2 separate regions of the Mus musculus genome follow, and region 1 is linked to region 2. Evidence: chromatin loops called from intact Hi-C (ENCODE). Cell type or tissue: heart. All regions are shown on one strand.

Region 1 (8,000 bases), 1.3 Mb before region 2:
GCTCGGGTCCGGCAGGCGCGCCTCCTCCCTCCCAGTTCCGAGTTCAAACCGGAACTGGAAGTGTGGTGGGCGGGGCCCGGCGACGGAAAGCGCTGAGGAGCCGAAGCCGGGACTCGGCGGTGGCCCGGGTCGGTCCCGCGCCACGGAGCGCCGGGCGGCGGGGCTGCGGGGCTCCGGGCTGAAGGGCGCTGCGCGAGCCGGAGGGCGGGCGCGGCCCCCCGGGCGCCGCGGGGGATCATGTCGACAGCCTCCGCCGCCTCGTCCTCCTCCTCGTCTTCTGCCAGTGAGATGATCGAAGCGCCGTCGCAGGTCCTGAACTTCGAAGAGATCGACTACAAGGAGATCGAGGTGGAAGAGGTGAGCGAGGCCGAGACCTGCTGCCCCGCGCCGCCTGGGATCCCGGGCGGGAGGCGGCTTCCCCATGGGCTTCGGGGGTTGAGTCTGAATCTGTGATTCTCTACCTGATTCTTATGTGGTCGGCAGTTCAATTATCCGTAAATAGATTGAGCAAAGTTTGGTGGCCGCGGGATTTCAGCTCGCTGGTAGTGGTGTTAGAGTCCAGGATAGTGTGTGTGTGTGTGTCTGTCTGTCTGTCTGTATGTCTGTCTTGTCTGTCTGTGTGACTTCTAGCGCAGTGTGTGACACGAAAGGATGCTTGGGACAGGCTGGTAAAGAGAACGTCGAACGTCTCACGGTGCTTCCCCTGGTCCCGGATTCTTCTTTCTCTGATACCGTAGGTAGTTCTACCTTCTATTGGGCTCTGTAGATGAATTTCAATCTCTAGTAACGTTAAGTCTGTTATGAAAACATGTTTCAAGTAGCATAGTCTGAAGAGGCAAGTAGTGATTATGGTGACAGTCAGAATATTACGCTACACCAGAAATCGCTGTTAGAAAAACCGAATAAATTCAATGTTCAGGTGGAAGAGTGTCTTCACTTCATCGCCTATTTTCAGATTCACAGTGGGGCCAGTGACTTCTAAGAGTCTTAATATTTACTGAAGAGGAAAAAATCTGTACATATATTCAAAATGCCGTTTAGAACTCGTTGAAGCTTTGGTTAGAAACGCGTTCACGCAGTTTCTATGAGTTTAACCGTTTTTTAAGAGCACTGTGCATTTTCTGTGCCTTAATGTGTGGGTTTTTTATAGCTAGACTGAGTTGTCTTTTCTTCATTTTTAAAGTATTATAGTAAGGAGTTAAAAGATGCAAGCAAATTAACAATCAATAAATACATCTTTACCTTAGAGGACTACTAAGTCATATCTTTGTATCACAAAAACTAACCAGAGATGAGTGTGTTCATTGAGAGCATGATTATCTTAGAAAAAGTGTGCTGGATAGGGGAAGGTTTGAGACAGAGGAAGACGCTTCAGAGATAGACAGAGCACTGTGGGACTTGGTTTCCTACTGCTTTCTGTGTGTTCGTTTCCTTAACTGTAAGATGGGAGTGATTGCTACTTTATCAGTGTGACAAATCCAGTTAAGCAGTGTGTGCAGAAAATCCAATATAGTGCCTGACATATTGTTAGGAAGCAAAGTTCCAGACAGGAAGGGTGACCTGCTTTAAGGTCATATGCTAAAAGAAGGCCTGTTTTTGAAGAGGAAAACATTTTATATGTCCCCCCCACCCCCATTGAAGCTAAGATAAATTCCTTTTTTCAGAAGCGGGTAGTTGGTCCAGCTTTCATGGATAACATTCTTTTTTAAGACTAAAACTTCAGTGAGTCAGTATACAAGAATCGCAGCTTTTAAATAAGCATTTACGTGTACTCTCATGAATTGCTGTCCTTGTAGACTACAAATTGTTATATAATAATAACTTGTACTTCATGGTCTACCACATATTTCCACGAGCTTACTTTGTTTGATTTTTGCAGCCTTAGTTTTTTGCACACAACTTTTTAAAGCTTTCACATTCTTGCCTCATTGGGGCCTGCAAGTTGCTAAGGGAGACAATAATCAATTTGAAGCCCTCAATCCAAAGCTGGTACATTTTTGAAATTTGTTTCGTCTTAGAACCTAGTTTATTTTTATAGTCCCGATTTAATTCAGGCCTTTCTGATGTCAAAACCATTACATAATTTCCATTATAGTCTTCCTGTGAGCACATTAAAGAGATTGTGCAGTCAGAGGTGCATCATGGGCACTCAAACTATTTCAACTTACATTCCATCTCTAGTTTAAATCATAAATAGGAAAACAGAAAGATGACCCAACATGAAAACTATCTCACATGCCTTCAGTGTTTTATATGGACAAGTATATCATAGCCCTATCAATTAAGAAAAGAATGGCTTGGTGTATAACCCAGTATTGAAGTTCTTGCCCTCTGTGCTTGAGGCTCAGGCTCCAATCCTAGCACCACAGAAAGCGAAACAGTAAGTCGAGAGAACCACATTATTTATTTCTCAACCCATAATATAATGGACTCAGCACTACACAAAGATAATTAGAAGCTGTGGCAGGAAAACATCTAACTCCAGGCAGATGGGGAATCATTTCGTAGATACACATTTCTAAGACAGCAGATGTTTCCATCATTGCAGTATCAGAGTACTGTGGCTCTTCACTTTCATGTCAGATTATATTAGTTTTCTGCCTAAGAAATCTACATGAGTACTTAATTTTTATAAGTCATTCAGTTTTTAACCTTCTGTACGTCAGTGAAGAGAGTCAGGACATAGACTAGACACTTTCAGGATTGGATGGTTTGGTGGAAAATGTACTCAGATTTAGAAAATTAGATGCTGCATTGTGTCAGAATATATGGAGTCAGGTCATTCAATTTGGAGACCTGTGATATCTCTCTTAAATTGATAGATTAGACAAAATTATTAGAAATCTATTCCTGTTGTAAAAATAAAATACCTTGTTTCCAACATGGACTATCTTGTTCTCCACAATAAGTTTGGGCATTCTTAGACAGTCGTCATAATCTCCCAGGAAATGTAGTTGGGTAGACAGACAAATGATATCCCCATTTTATAGATACTGACAACTGGTCACGGAGTTTGGTTTGCCAAAAGCCTCTTGTCTCAGTCAGTGGTAGAGCTGGAATTTGAACTTCCTCTCTCATGAGTCTACGTCCTGTAGGTATATGTGCAGTGTCACTGCAGTAGTCTACAGTGGAACCTAATTCTAGGAAGGAGGACTCAGAATACTCCTTTCCTTCCTAGAGGTTGGGCCTGCACATTTCACATTTTCTTCTCTGTACAGTACAGCTCAATGCAAGAATCCTAAGATTAGTTACTTTCTCAAAGTCACAATGTTAAACTTGTAGGTCAAGCACATAAGCCATAATGGACACATCAGCTCCAGTAAGTAGAGAGAGGATTGAAGCTACTTACCAAATAAATTTATCTCATTGGCTCAAAATATCACTAGTGAATAATTGCCTTGCACGTGTTCTTCTGCCTTTGTGCTCTTCCTCCAAAATATCATGTGACTAGTTCCTTCTCACCATTCAAGTCCCTCCACAAATGTCCCTTCCTAAGAGAAGCTTTCCCCAAGGAACTTGGGACATAGTATTTCTATTGTCCTCATAGCTCCTAACTGAATTGTGTGCCCATCTCAGCCAGATGTAAAGTATCTTATTTACATTTCTAATCAAAGTGCATAGCACCTAAAAGTTCTCTAAATATTTGTTGAACTAGTAAATAAAATGATGACAGCATAATTATGAGAATTGGATGCACGTCTGATTTTCTAATATTTGGTAAGCCAAGGGTTATTTTACATAATTTGGCTAAGCCAGAATTTACACTGGAAATGAGATCTGATTCTTCCCAGTCTTGATTCCTTCTATTCCATTATATTTAATAAATATTTATGTTTAGCAGGAGTAAAAGATACTATAAAGAGCTAGGTGCTATGAGTAAGTCAGGCATTGGTGGAGTGTCACTTAAGTACATAGACTGTATTTATAGGGATTACTCTGTAAAAGTCCCAGAATGTCGACCACAACTAAGCATATTGGCATGTACAACTACTCTTTTTACATGTCTGCTTATGTTTTATTGAAGAGGCATGGAAAAGATTTTGTTTTTAAAACTAAAATATACTAGAATGGGACTAGGTAGAAAGAAATTTAACAGTGACTATAGACTATTAGGTAGCTTATACTAGAAGAGGGCCTGAAGTTATAGGGCCTGAATAAATGAGTCTATAGGATTGTTAGTTATGAATATCCAAGAGTAACCAGTAAGTTCTTCTATGTGAAATTGGTGGCCACTGATCTCAGTAGACATCTGGAATGGTTACAGTAAAGAGATGGCTACAGAGATTATTTGTGTGTCATGAGCATGTAGGGTAACACATAATCTGACATACATTTAAAGGAAAGGCTAGTTAAGTGAGTCAGGTGTGGTATTAGTTGTTTTTACAAATGATAAAATATGACCAAAAACAACTGAAGGAAGAGTTTATTGTGGCTTACAGTTCTAGAGAGTTAGATGTCGGTGGTGAAGATGTTTTGTGGGAGGCTTTAAAAGCCTGTAGTAAAGCGAAACCCGGAGCTTTGCTTGTGTGTTATCAAGTCTGTCTTGTCAGCACTTCTACTCTGACAGTTTATTAATAGATATTGAAGCTCTGAATAGTTGGAGACGCCACATCCTAGCTAATGACTTTAGGGTCTATGCTTTTCTGTCATGTTCCAGATTTCTATGATGGCAGCATAGCTGGGGGTCCATTTACATAGTGCCTAGAACAGAGCTACACTAAGTCGACAGCCATAGCCACTGAACTAAATAAAGTGAATTGGAGACAATTAACATGAATCATTTAATAGTAAATTAAGAACACACTCGGTACAGCTGTTTCCATATGTTAGTTGCTGTTTGTTTGGTTTTTTTTTTTTAATCTTATTCACATGAAGGAAAGGAGTAATATTTAGTCCTTAAGGAATTAGGCTGCCTGTGTGCATGTTAACCTCTGTGTAAGTGCACCTGTATACCTGTTTGTGGAATCCAGAAGTCAGATAACCCCCTGTGTTCTTCCTTGAGTGTCATCAGCTCTCTTGCTGGCTTGAAACATACACGTGGGCTAGCTAGCTTAGCTGACCAGGGATCTGCCCATCTCTGCCTCCCCAGTGCTGGAATTATAAATGTTGTTGAACTTGAGTCCTCTTGCTTGTGGAGCAAACACATTACCAGCTTGAACTAGAAATGAGGTAGCAAATAAAGTATAACTTATTTCATTATTTTGTAATTGTCTCTGCCAGTTTGTAAATTCTTACAGTTGTGGAAATTACCTCCATCAGGAAAGTGTTGTTTTACATTCTGAGCCTGAGAGACAGAGACAAGGTGAACCTTTTGTTATTACTTTTATACCATTTTATGAGTATGAGTGTTTTGCCTGCATATATGTCTGTGCACTGTGTAGGTGTCTGTTGAGGCCATCAGTTCCTGGGACAGGAGTTATTAGATGGTTGTGAGCCTCTCTGGAGGTGCAAGGAACAAAGCCTAAGCTCTTTGAAAAAGCAGCCAGTACTGATCACTGCTGAGCCGCCTCTCTGTCCCTAGAAATAGACTTTCTTAACCAATGAGTCCTATAATGGCAATAGTCTACGTGGTTTGGTCATCTCATCGGAGTGAAATGCAGCTCATTCTGGTGTGTGTATACTGTGGGATGTGTGGCCCATTAGAGAGCATGTGAAGATATGGTATGCTATACAGCGAAAGATACAGTAACACCTGAACTTAACTTCCAGCTCTTTACTAGCATCTGAGTATGGCTCAAGTTGTAATAAATTCTCTCCAAATAAAGTTTCTCCAGAATGTGGGGGTTGGATTAGTTAGAAAAATAACACAATTTGCAAATCTTAATAAGGTCAAAGGAAATGTGATCCTCTGAAAGTAAGGGGAATGGAGTCGGTGTTTAAATATTTATCTATTTATTTATTTGCCCACAAGTGCACACATTTTCACCACAACCACCTGACAACTTTCAGGAGTCAGTTCTTGCCTTCCATTTTATTTGCAACTGTCTCTATTTCTATCTCTGTTGCTATATTGCATACTTCCAGGCAGTTATCTTCTTTCTGTTTCCCATCTCTCTGGATGGGAAGTGCTAGATAGATATGCCACTGCATGTATAGACATGCCACTGCATCTTGCTTTTTGTAGGGGTTCCGGGATTGAACTTGGGCTGGCCAGAGAGATGGCTTATTGGGTAAAGCACCAGCCATGCAAGCTTCAAATTGGTATTTAACATTTATTAGTTGGTGAAGAAGACCAAGATGGAATTATTCTTAATTTGTCTTCTAATGATTAACACTGGTTTCTAATTCGTAGTTACTATAGCCAAACACTTCTTTTCATACCTTTCTGTTCCTCTGATTTCATTCCAGAAGTCCATGTAGTGATAGGTTATTTCTCCACTGAGGAAATGAGGCAACTCAAGCCAGATTAGATTATATATAGGCGGGTTTATTGGGAAGCTGCTCTCAGACAAGTTCACTGGCCCCAAGGAACTAGGCCAGGGAAGTCACCATGGGAAGAGAGAAGGATAGAGGGAAGAGCTCAAGGAGGCGGGCAGAGTATGCCAGATAGAGACTGAGAGTTGCTGGGAGAACCTGGAGGCCAGGTCTGCTTTGATATGTAAAATAAGTACCTCAGCCCCTTGCCGCTGGGTGGAAACCAAACCAGTGCCTTGATACATATTACTGTCACATGGAACAGAGGCATCCAAGGTTGCTTCTTCATGCCTGACAGAGTAGTGTCTCTGTCTGCTTGGTCATCAGTTATACCCAGCAAATGCCCAATCATCCTGCATGAGGCCTTTCTGTATCAAGTGGGCCTTTATCTCATGATGTTGGGCTCTAAGAGGAAGAAAATAGAAACTGCTAAAGCTTCTTGAGCCCTGATTTTGAGGTTCCTGGAAGTTCACTATACTACTGATAAAAGCAATTCTTGACCAACTTGACCCAAGGGGGAAAGCCATGAACTCCTCAGTAGAGTAAGCAGACAAGGATGGAAAAGATTGAGGGTAGCTGCCTTTGGAGACTCCCCTCACCCCTCCATGTGCAAGCCTCTATCATCCCAGTCACTCCTGTTTCTGAAAGGGTGAAAACCTTTTATAAATCCCTTCTCCAACAGTTAACCTGTTGAATATGATGCTTTGAAAATTAGATGGTTGTGAGCCATAGCTTATTTTCTATTTCTAAGGCTCCTCCGCTTTGGTACTGTCCGTTTAGATAAAGAACATTCAGTCCCTCAGAAACAGCAGCTGGATGTACTAGGTACTCAGATATTTCAGGGTTAAAGAAATGCAGTTGGCAATTCAGTTGTATCACTGAAGAAAGACCTTTCTCCATGCTTCCTGACTTGGCTTTCCCTTTGGCTGTCATCGATCGTCAGAAAGTCACTCAAGCACTTTGCGTTAAGGTCTGTGTTTGAACAGCTATGAATCCATTTCAGGTCTCAACCCTCCCCACAGTAGCCGCCTCCTACCTGTGGTCAGACTTTAATTTCACTTATCTTACTCCTTTTGCAAGATTTTTTCTGAATCATTGTCATGTTCAACTGGGTCCAAGGTAGCCTGGGGTAAAGCCTGGTGTGGATATTCTTTATCAGTGTTCTTATGCCTCTGTAGCTGCCCATGTTTATAGAGCACAGTCTGCCAGGCTGTCTGCCTCTGCTAATCAAAGGAAAGAGTGTGGGTGGGAGAAAGTTTGAACTGCTTTCTGCCATTGAATCTCCAAGCCTGTGGGGAAAGAGAGGCTGCTGAGGTCTTTAGTGTATTGTGAGTGCTTGCCTTTGGCATTCTAAGTGTTTTTAAAAAAAAGTGTTAAAAAAAAAAGAAATCTAAGTAGTCTTGTTGTATAGCCTTGGATTTCTTCCCTGTCTCATTTTCATCTCACAAAAAGTCAGTTCTTAATATATATTTTTTTTTGCTTTTTACTTCTAACAGCTAATATTTTACTCCTAATAATGCCATATGCAAAAAAAGAGAAGTCTTTATGATCTAAAGAAATATAATTCTTTAAGCACTGGCTCCATG
Region 2 (8,000 bases):
AGAAATCCCTGAAACTAATGTCCCTATTTTGTCTCCTCCCTGTCCATGCTTTGCTTTCCTGGAACTTGCTCTGTAGTCTGATGGCTATGCAGGCCTAGACAGTACAGCTGAGCTGTCTGTGGTGGATAGGATGCAAGTGAGCAGGCTCTGTAGGAGTGGGCTCAGAAGAAATGGTCCTGCTACGTGTCTGCTGTGAGGTGGAGTGGGTACAGGGGGATTACCCTCTCTGCCTCGTCCCTCACCACTTGTAGTAGTTGGGAGAGCTGCCCCCATCCCTTGCCAGCTGACCCACTTGGGAGAGTGGGCTCTGAATCTTGCCTGTGCGATATAGTGTTGCTGGCCCTGATGGTGAAGGCATGGGTGAGTCAGCACCATTGTGTGAGAATAGGAGAACTGGTCCAACCCCTCATTAGGTGCAGCTCTTGGGAGAGTGGCAAGGACCAGCCTCAGCTTGGAGAGGGGTCCCTGAGGAAGAGGTGTTTGGGAGCAGTGGAAGAAAGGGCTGGAAGTCAGTGATGGGGTACAAGCTGCCAGCTCTGTGTTCTGCTGGAGACAGCTTTCTTTTTTCTTTTGTTTTTTTGAGAAATGAGTGTGGAAGAGCTAACCTTGCCTTCTGCTGATGGTGGCACGGGTGGCCTAGCTGAAACAGTGCTGGAGAGCTTGCCCTGGTGGTGTGGATAAGGGCTCTCTGGTGGGGTGATCAGCTCTGTTGCAGTTCCAGATCCAGGGCTTTGAGTTGGCCCACCCCCAAATCTACACCATCTGTGAATTGTTGGGGCACATGAAAGGTCCAGTCTTTTGGATCTAAAACTGCAGGATTTCCATGACATAGGACAACAATAGAATAGTCAGGAAGAGAAAGCAGTATTGTCAGTGTCACAGAAGCCAGAAACCTCAAACTAGACCAACGACTCACTGCAGTGAACATTTACAAGTGAAGATGTGTGGACAGAAGGATGTACTGTGGGACACACTGTGACACACTACAGCTTCCACGATGAGCTGTTTTCTATGCTTTGTGTTATTTATTTTGCTGTGTGTTTTCTCTTTTGGCTGGAGGTTCCAAGGGTGGAGGGTAGATTTGAGGGGACGGGGTCCATGATGTGAAATGATAAATCAGTAAAATGTTTTAAAAACCCCAAATTTATTTGGAGACAGAGTCTCACTATGGAGTCCTGGCTAGTCTGGAACGCTATATGTAGACCAGGCTGCCCCCAAACTTAAGAGCGCTGTTTGTCTCTGTTTCCTAAGTCTAGGATTGAAGATGTGAATCTTTACACAGATAATTTTTTTAAAAAAAAAAAAACAAAAAGATTTGTTTAAATATGTCTGTATGAGTGCCTGGATTTAGACATGTTAGTACCATGGCAGAAGTATGGAAGCCAGATGATAAGTTTTGGAGTTAGTTCTCCACTTCTGTCAGACTTGAGTGGCAAGTAGTTTTGCCAGAGGAACCATTGTTCCAGAGGAACTACAGCTCCTTGTGCAGTTCAAAGAGAGAATTTGTGCTTGTGAAGTCAGGCTGTTATATTATAGCCAACTTGCCACTGAGAGGTGCCTACTGGTCTTATAAACTTGATATCACCTAGAGTCACTTGAGAAGGGCCCTCAAGGGGAGACTGTTTAGATTCGGTTAGCCTAGAGGCAGGGCTGTGACGGTTTTTCTCAGTCTGGTTAACTGTGGTAGAAAGACCTACTCTGAATACAGGTGGCGCCATTTCATGGATGGTCCTCAACTGAATAAAAAGAACATAGTGAGCTGAACACAACCACGCAGGAACTGATTGAAGGAACTGACTGAAGGAAGCTTAGGGCAGAGAAAACAAACAAAGTAGGCAATCTGTAAGCAGTGGTAGATTCTGGGAAGAGGGGGCCGGAGATCAGCAAGACAGAGAAGGCCCGCGGCATTACGGTTAGGCTGCAGACGCTGGCAAGCAACTTCTCGGATCCTGGGATGTTGTGTGACAGACATTTGCTGGGGAGACACAACACATATATTTCCTACCCTCCAAAGGGAGCCCACGACAGAGTCATGGGTACACTTGTTTCCAACTTGGTGAACCAATGAGGTTTTAGTGAGGTCACTTACAGGAGTGTGAGTCAGCGGTTAGTGACGAGGAGCAGGGGTAACTCAAAACGCAAGGTTAGAAAGCCTAGTCCAATGTGGGTGACGATTCAGAAAATCTACAACCCCGGCGCTTTCTACCGAGCTCATACGCAACTCTATCATTGACTATCTTTTCTCATCCTATCTTCCCGCAGTGTGGGTAGCAGCCCTCAGGTGTCTTCCAATTTCCTGTTTTCAGATAACTGTTCACCTCCTGAGGCTCAAAGGTCTCACACTTTGTGTGAGTCTTTCAACTTGGAGGGAATGTTTCAATTCTGAAGAACCTGTCACATGACCGGGGCTTTACAGAGAGAATGAGATTGTCTGTAATGTCAGGGTAAGCAAGCATGGGTACGATTTCGATTTTGACCAATATTAGAAAAAAAAAAAGGCAATCAGAAGGAAAGAAAAGTTATGCTTTTTTAAAATTAAGAAACAGGCAGAAAGCAGAGAGAATTAGTGAAAATCTTTAAGTAACTCTATTACGGGGGGGGGGGGGGAGGACTTTGGGTATGTAAATACAGTATCTCATTAGGGGGAGAATAAGCAGAAATTATTCCTTCCAACTCCTCAGCAGGCCTGCCTAGGCAAACTAGCAGCTCTCCTGGTCAGATGATTGACACTCTAAAGGGTGGGATCAATAGTAAAAAAAAAAAAAAAAGCTGTAAATTTAGTCAGATTGTGCCTCCCTTCACCTAAGGCCAGAGGTAGGATTTAGATTTATTCTTTTGAGCCTTCGTTTGATTACTTTTGTTGTCACTGTAAATCAAACCCTGGTTGAAAGCTCCTTCGGGAGGAAAGGATTTCTTTGGCCTTTTGGTCCATCAAGAAAGGAAGCAAGGGCAGGAGCCTGAAGGCAGGAACTCTGGAGAAACTCAGGCTGACATCCCTGGCTTGCTCAGCTAGCTTCCCTATACAGCCTTGCCAGTTGATTTTGGTGTTCAACCTCCTGGTTGCAAGTCCCTAGAAAACCTCTATCTTCAAAAATTAAAAAATTTTTACATTACAATTCATAACAGTAGCAAAATTAAGTTATGAAGTGGCAACAAAAATAATTTTATGGCTGGGGCCCCATATCATGAGGAGCTGTATTAAAAGGGTCTCGGCATTAGGAAGGTTGAGAACCACTAACCCATCGGATCAGGAATGGCTTGGCTCTCTGCCATTGATTAGTGTCATAGTTTGGGGTTCCATTGCTGTGAAGTCACACCATGACCAGGACAACATTTAATTGTAGCTGACTTACAGGTTCAGATGTTCAGTCCATTATCATAAAGGCATGAAACATGGCAGTATCCAGGCAAACATGGTGCTGGAGAAAGCTGAGAGTTCTATGTCTTGATCCAACTGCGGCTAGGAGGAGACTGTCTCTGCCAGACTTGATCATGTGCGAGCGTGCGTGCGTGCGCGCACGCGTGCACACACACACACACACACACACACACGCACGCACACACACAGAGACCTCAAAGCCCACCCCACAGTGACACACTTCCTCTAACAAGGCTACACCTCCTCCAATAAGGCCATACTTAACAGTGCCCCTTCCCATGGGCAAAGCACAGTCAAACCACCACAATTAGCAATCAAGAAAATGCCCAATAGACAGGGCCACAGGTCAATTAGGTCCTCAATCGAGGTTTCCTCTTCTCAGGCATGTCAAGTTGATGACTGAAGGGATTATAAGGAAGAACCAGCTTGCTCCTAGTGGCCCACAACCAAGCTTATAGCTACAGCTTTTCATATGGTGTTTTAAATCTCAAGAATGGGCGAAGCCGGGTGTGGTGGCGCAAGCCTTTGATCCCAGCACTCGGGAGGCAGAGGCAGGTGGATTTCTGAGTTCGAGGCCAGCCTGGTCTACAAAGTGAGTTCCAGGACAGCCAGGACTATACAGAGAAACCTTGTCTCGAAAAACCAAAAAAAAAAAAAAAAAAAAAAAAAAAAAAAAGGTGAAAACCAGCAATAAACAAAACAAACAAACACCACATCAAAACCATCTGCTCCAGAAATGATAGTCTTAAGGCTTCTGGAACTAATTTTTGATGTTTTATGGGTCGTCGGAAGCACGTCCCCTACACTTCGCCAAAAAAAGAAAACTCATTTATAATAACCTAGACTCTGGTTTTCCGGACTTTTTGATGCAGGTAAAGGGAGGATTCTCAAATGACCCAGATCCAGCAGAGACATCAAATTTGAGCTATGATTAACGGAAAAGCACTTTTTCACCTGTGAAATACCCTTCTGAATGTAGCAGGTCAGTCCACAGGTGGAAAGAAGCTTGGATTCCTTCTACTTTGGGGGTTTCTCCGGTTTAGATGGAAAAAAAGAGACACCAGTCATTAGAGTACTCACAAAGGCAAAACAGGGGCGGGGCGTGGCAGAGGCCGGCGCCCTGAGATACAGGGGCGGGGCTGAAGGGGGCGGGCCAGGTGGAACCGCCTATCTAGTTCTCAGCAGCTTCCCCTCCCTCACTTGGGCGGGGCTTCCATTTCGCCTGACCTCGGAAGAAAGGGGGCGGGCCCTTTGGGGCGGAAGTCGCAGTGCATTGTGGGTTCGCCGGGAGCCGCGGAGTCGAACCTGAATGAAAGTGGCGCGCCGCTGAGGACCCGGGTAGAGCTGCTGCCGTTGGGGTCCGGGCTGGTTTGCTGTGGAGCTATCGGCGAGGCGGCACAGACATGGCTTACAACAAGATCCCGCCGCGGTGGCTGAACTGTCCGCGGCGCGGTCAGCCGGTGGCAGGTACCCGGGAGGGGGCTGCGGGAGGGTTCGAATCTCACTGCGCCGGCCGGGCCTGGGGGACCGCGCGCTTGGTGGTCGCCAGTCGGGACTCCCGCAAGGCGGAGGAGTGAGGACCGGAGGTGGACCAGACGCTTCTAGAGCTTAAAGTTTGTGAACCTCTTTGTGATATTTTGGAGACTGGGTCTCGCTGTCTTGGCGAGACTTGTTTTCGGAAAGAGAGTAGCTGGGTGTGAGCCTGGAAATTGAAGGAAAGCTTAAAGAGACGCGAGGCTGGATAGCGGGGGACTTTTGGTTTTGTTATTAAAAATTGACTTTTTGCGGAATGTTGCCATCTTGAGTTTGACGTATAGTGGACTCATCCCCGAACTTGCGAGCTGGGATTATAGGCTCGGGTCACTGCTTGGCTAAAAGAACAGTGACTTCAAAGTGTACAGTTTGATAGTTTTGGACCACACACATGTATTCCAGGGAATACACATGAAATAACGGAGGCACAGTTCTCTGAATCCGTGGAGACATCGCACATGGTAACTTTAAAGGACCAGGCTCCACAGTTACCAGCAACCGGGTTAGATAGCAATTAGGAACTTTGTCTGCTGGACCTAGAAGCCAAAAACATTTTTGTGATTAAAATTGAGGAAGGAATACAAGTTCTGTTTTCACAGGATTTACTCAGCTATAGAGTAATTATCGGGCAGGTGTTTGCAAAGATCTGCTAAGTCTCCTTATCGGAGTTATGAGACATAAGCGTTTCCTTTCTCTCTTTTTAGCTATCTGAACACCAGGCAAAATACAGTGAGCTGTGGCTCCCTATTGAGGAGCTAGCTGGTACCCACACTCTCTTAGAAGCCCACACCCTTGCTTTCTGGTTGTCTTTATTCTGAGTGACTCTCTTTTTCTTTTCTTTCTTTCTTTTTTCTTTTTTTTTTTTTTGTTTTGTTTTGTATTTTTTCGACACAGGGTTTCTCTGTATAGCCCTGGCTGTCCTGGAGCTCACTTTGTAGACCAGGCTGGCCTCGAACTCAGAAATCCGCCTGCCTCTGCCTACCGAGTGCTGGGATTAAAGGCGTGTACCACGCCCGGCTTTTTCTTAACTCTTGAGCTAAAACCTGTATATTAAAACTGTAACTTTTTGTTTTAAAGCTGTGCTGGGTAACACAAAGCAGGAAGTTTTAGGATGGAGCTTATGTGAAGATTTCAGCACATATAGGAAGAAACAGTTGTGTTATGCGTGGGTCAGGATGTGGTGGTTAACTGGGTATCTTTTCTGGCGTCATTTGGAATTAAATTTAGGGAGTCTCAGAATTTTTGCCACCTTCAAAATTTCTTGCTCCCCCCTCTCTTATTTATGTTGCTTTACATTATGTGGATGTAACACTTGTATGAACACTTGTACCCATGGCAGGAGATTCCAGTAAGCACCAATTATGTGGTGACAGATAAATGGGAGTGGTGGCATTCTAAGACTAACAAGGACCCACGGGCTCTGCTGCTACAGTTCGTCTCTAGACCTGGCCATGCTGACACCAAGTCATGGCCAAGTAACTTGCTTTAAACATGAGTTTTAGGAGCGTGGGAGTTGTCTCAGTGCTGCTGTTCCAGAGAACATGAAGAGTGGCGCACAACCACCTGCAGCTCCACTTCCAGGACATCTGATTGCCTCTTCTGGCTTCTTCTAGTACCTGCATACATGTGGATTATACTCATAATTATCACATGCACACACATACATAAACCTTCAAAAAGGGGAGTTTAAACATAAAACCCATACACGTTTAAATCTCATGCTCTTGGTATGTGTTCCATTCAGTTTACCTAAAACACTTCACCTTAATATACAATTTTTTTTCTTATGTAACCCACTGTGTGGCTGCCTAGAGACTGTTTGAGCATATGGACATAGGGAAAATATTATGACAGCTTCCACATAGTAGTCTTTCTATACATTGTTGTATGAAACTTCTGTAGTCCTGTTGATCTGCTTTCTGTCATTGATGGCGTACATCCTTTAATAAATGCAAACATCATGCACTCTCACGTTGTGTGTGTTTGTATGGCTGGCCTTGAACTATGGCCAATGTAGTTTGAGGATCAGCTTTAATTCCTGATCCTGCTTCTGCTTCCGAGATGTCGGGAACAAATATGCCTGCCCTTCCCTAGAGCCCCACTTTTTAAAGGGCGCTTGAGTTGGTCAAATAGCTCCTTCTATACTCGTCAACTCCACTCTAGCTTGTCTTTTCATTCTCCCAACAGTTTTGCATTTGCAGGGTGTGGTGGGACGGACCTTTAATGCCAGCATACGAGGCAGAGGCTGGTGAATCGAGGCCAGCCTGTCCTAGGTAGTGAGTTCCAGCCAGCTGGGGCTGCATAATGAGACCCTGCCTCAAATTTAGAAAAAGAAAAAGTGAAAGTTTTAAGCTTTAACTAACTTGCAACTTACTGTTTTTTTTTTAATGAAGAAAAAGGTTTTATGTGTATATATTAAACATATTTTACAATATTGCCTAGCAGTGTATGAAATTGTTAGAAGCAGAGATTCTGCGCTTGTTTACGTTGATTCTTCTATTTTGTATTTTGTAAGCATTCCTTAAGATTTCATATGAAATCCTCAGTCAATAAAGCTATATAAACAGTTAATAAAAGTGATTGAAAGATTTTAAGCAGAGATGGTGGCATATGTGTGTAATTCCCAGCATTTAGTATTGGTGTGAGTTGAAGGCCAGTCTGGGATACAGAGTAAGACTATTTCAAAGGGGAAAAGGATAATTTAAAGCTCAGTTTAGTAGCATATACCTATAATTCTAGCATTTAGGAGGCAGAGGTAGGACCATTCTGGGTTACATAGGGAGACCCTGTCTGAAAAATAAAAAAGTTTTAAAGAAACTCAATTCCTTGAGTAAAAGAGAAAGACAATTTAAGCAAGTTGTAGTACGAGCAAGTTTTTTTTTTTTTTTTAAAAAGGAAACTTTTTTTATTCTCAGCATATTTATATGTATTTTTGGTTATAATGATGTTTTTTGATAGCTGTATTATCTTCAGTCAAGTTGACCATTCTATTGTGAATCTTTTAAGAAATATTTATTTACTTAGTGATGTTGGGATTGAACTTGGAGCCTTACACATACTCGTCAATTATACTACTGATCTGTATTCC

Evidence for each region. A loop is a pair of places that touch in the nucleus more often than their neighbours do. Peaks named below come from ENCODE experiments on the same cell type or tissue, not always from the same donor. Only the 100,000 strongest peaks of a DNase experiment are listed, where the experiment ranks them.
Region 1: a loop joins it to region 2, with 6 times the contacts of the local background. A loop is called at or near these places in 2 of 42 quality-filtered maps.

Annotation. Positions count from the first base shown.
Region 1 is chr4:31,964,026-31,972,025 of GRCm38, forward strand. It overlaps Map3k7 (mitogen-activated protein kinase kinase kinase 7), which reads left to right and starts at 82. Exons shown (of 16, transcript NM_172688.3): 1 at 82-357. The coding sequence starts at 238. In heart, no CTCF peak of the experiment used is centred here; no DNase peak of the experiment used is centred here; H3K4me3 peaks cover 1,718 bases; H3K27ac peaks cover 821 bases.
Region 2 is chr4:33,305,679-33,313,678 of GRCm38, forward strand. Rngtt (RNA guanylyltransferase and 5'-phosphatase) reads left to right here and starts at 4,633. Exons shown (of 16, transcript NM_011884.3): 1 at 4,633-4,846. The coding sequence starts at 4,783. In heart, no CTCF peak of the experiment used is centred here; a DNase peak (open chromatin) is centred at 4,593; H3K4me3 peaks cover 1,642 bases; H3K27ac peaks cover 1,297 bases.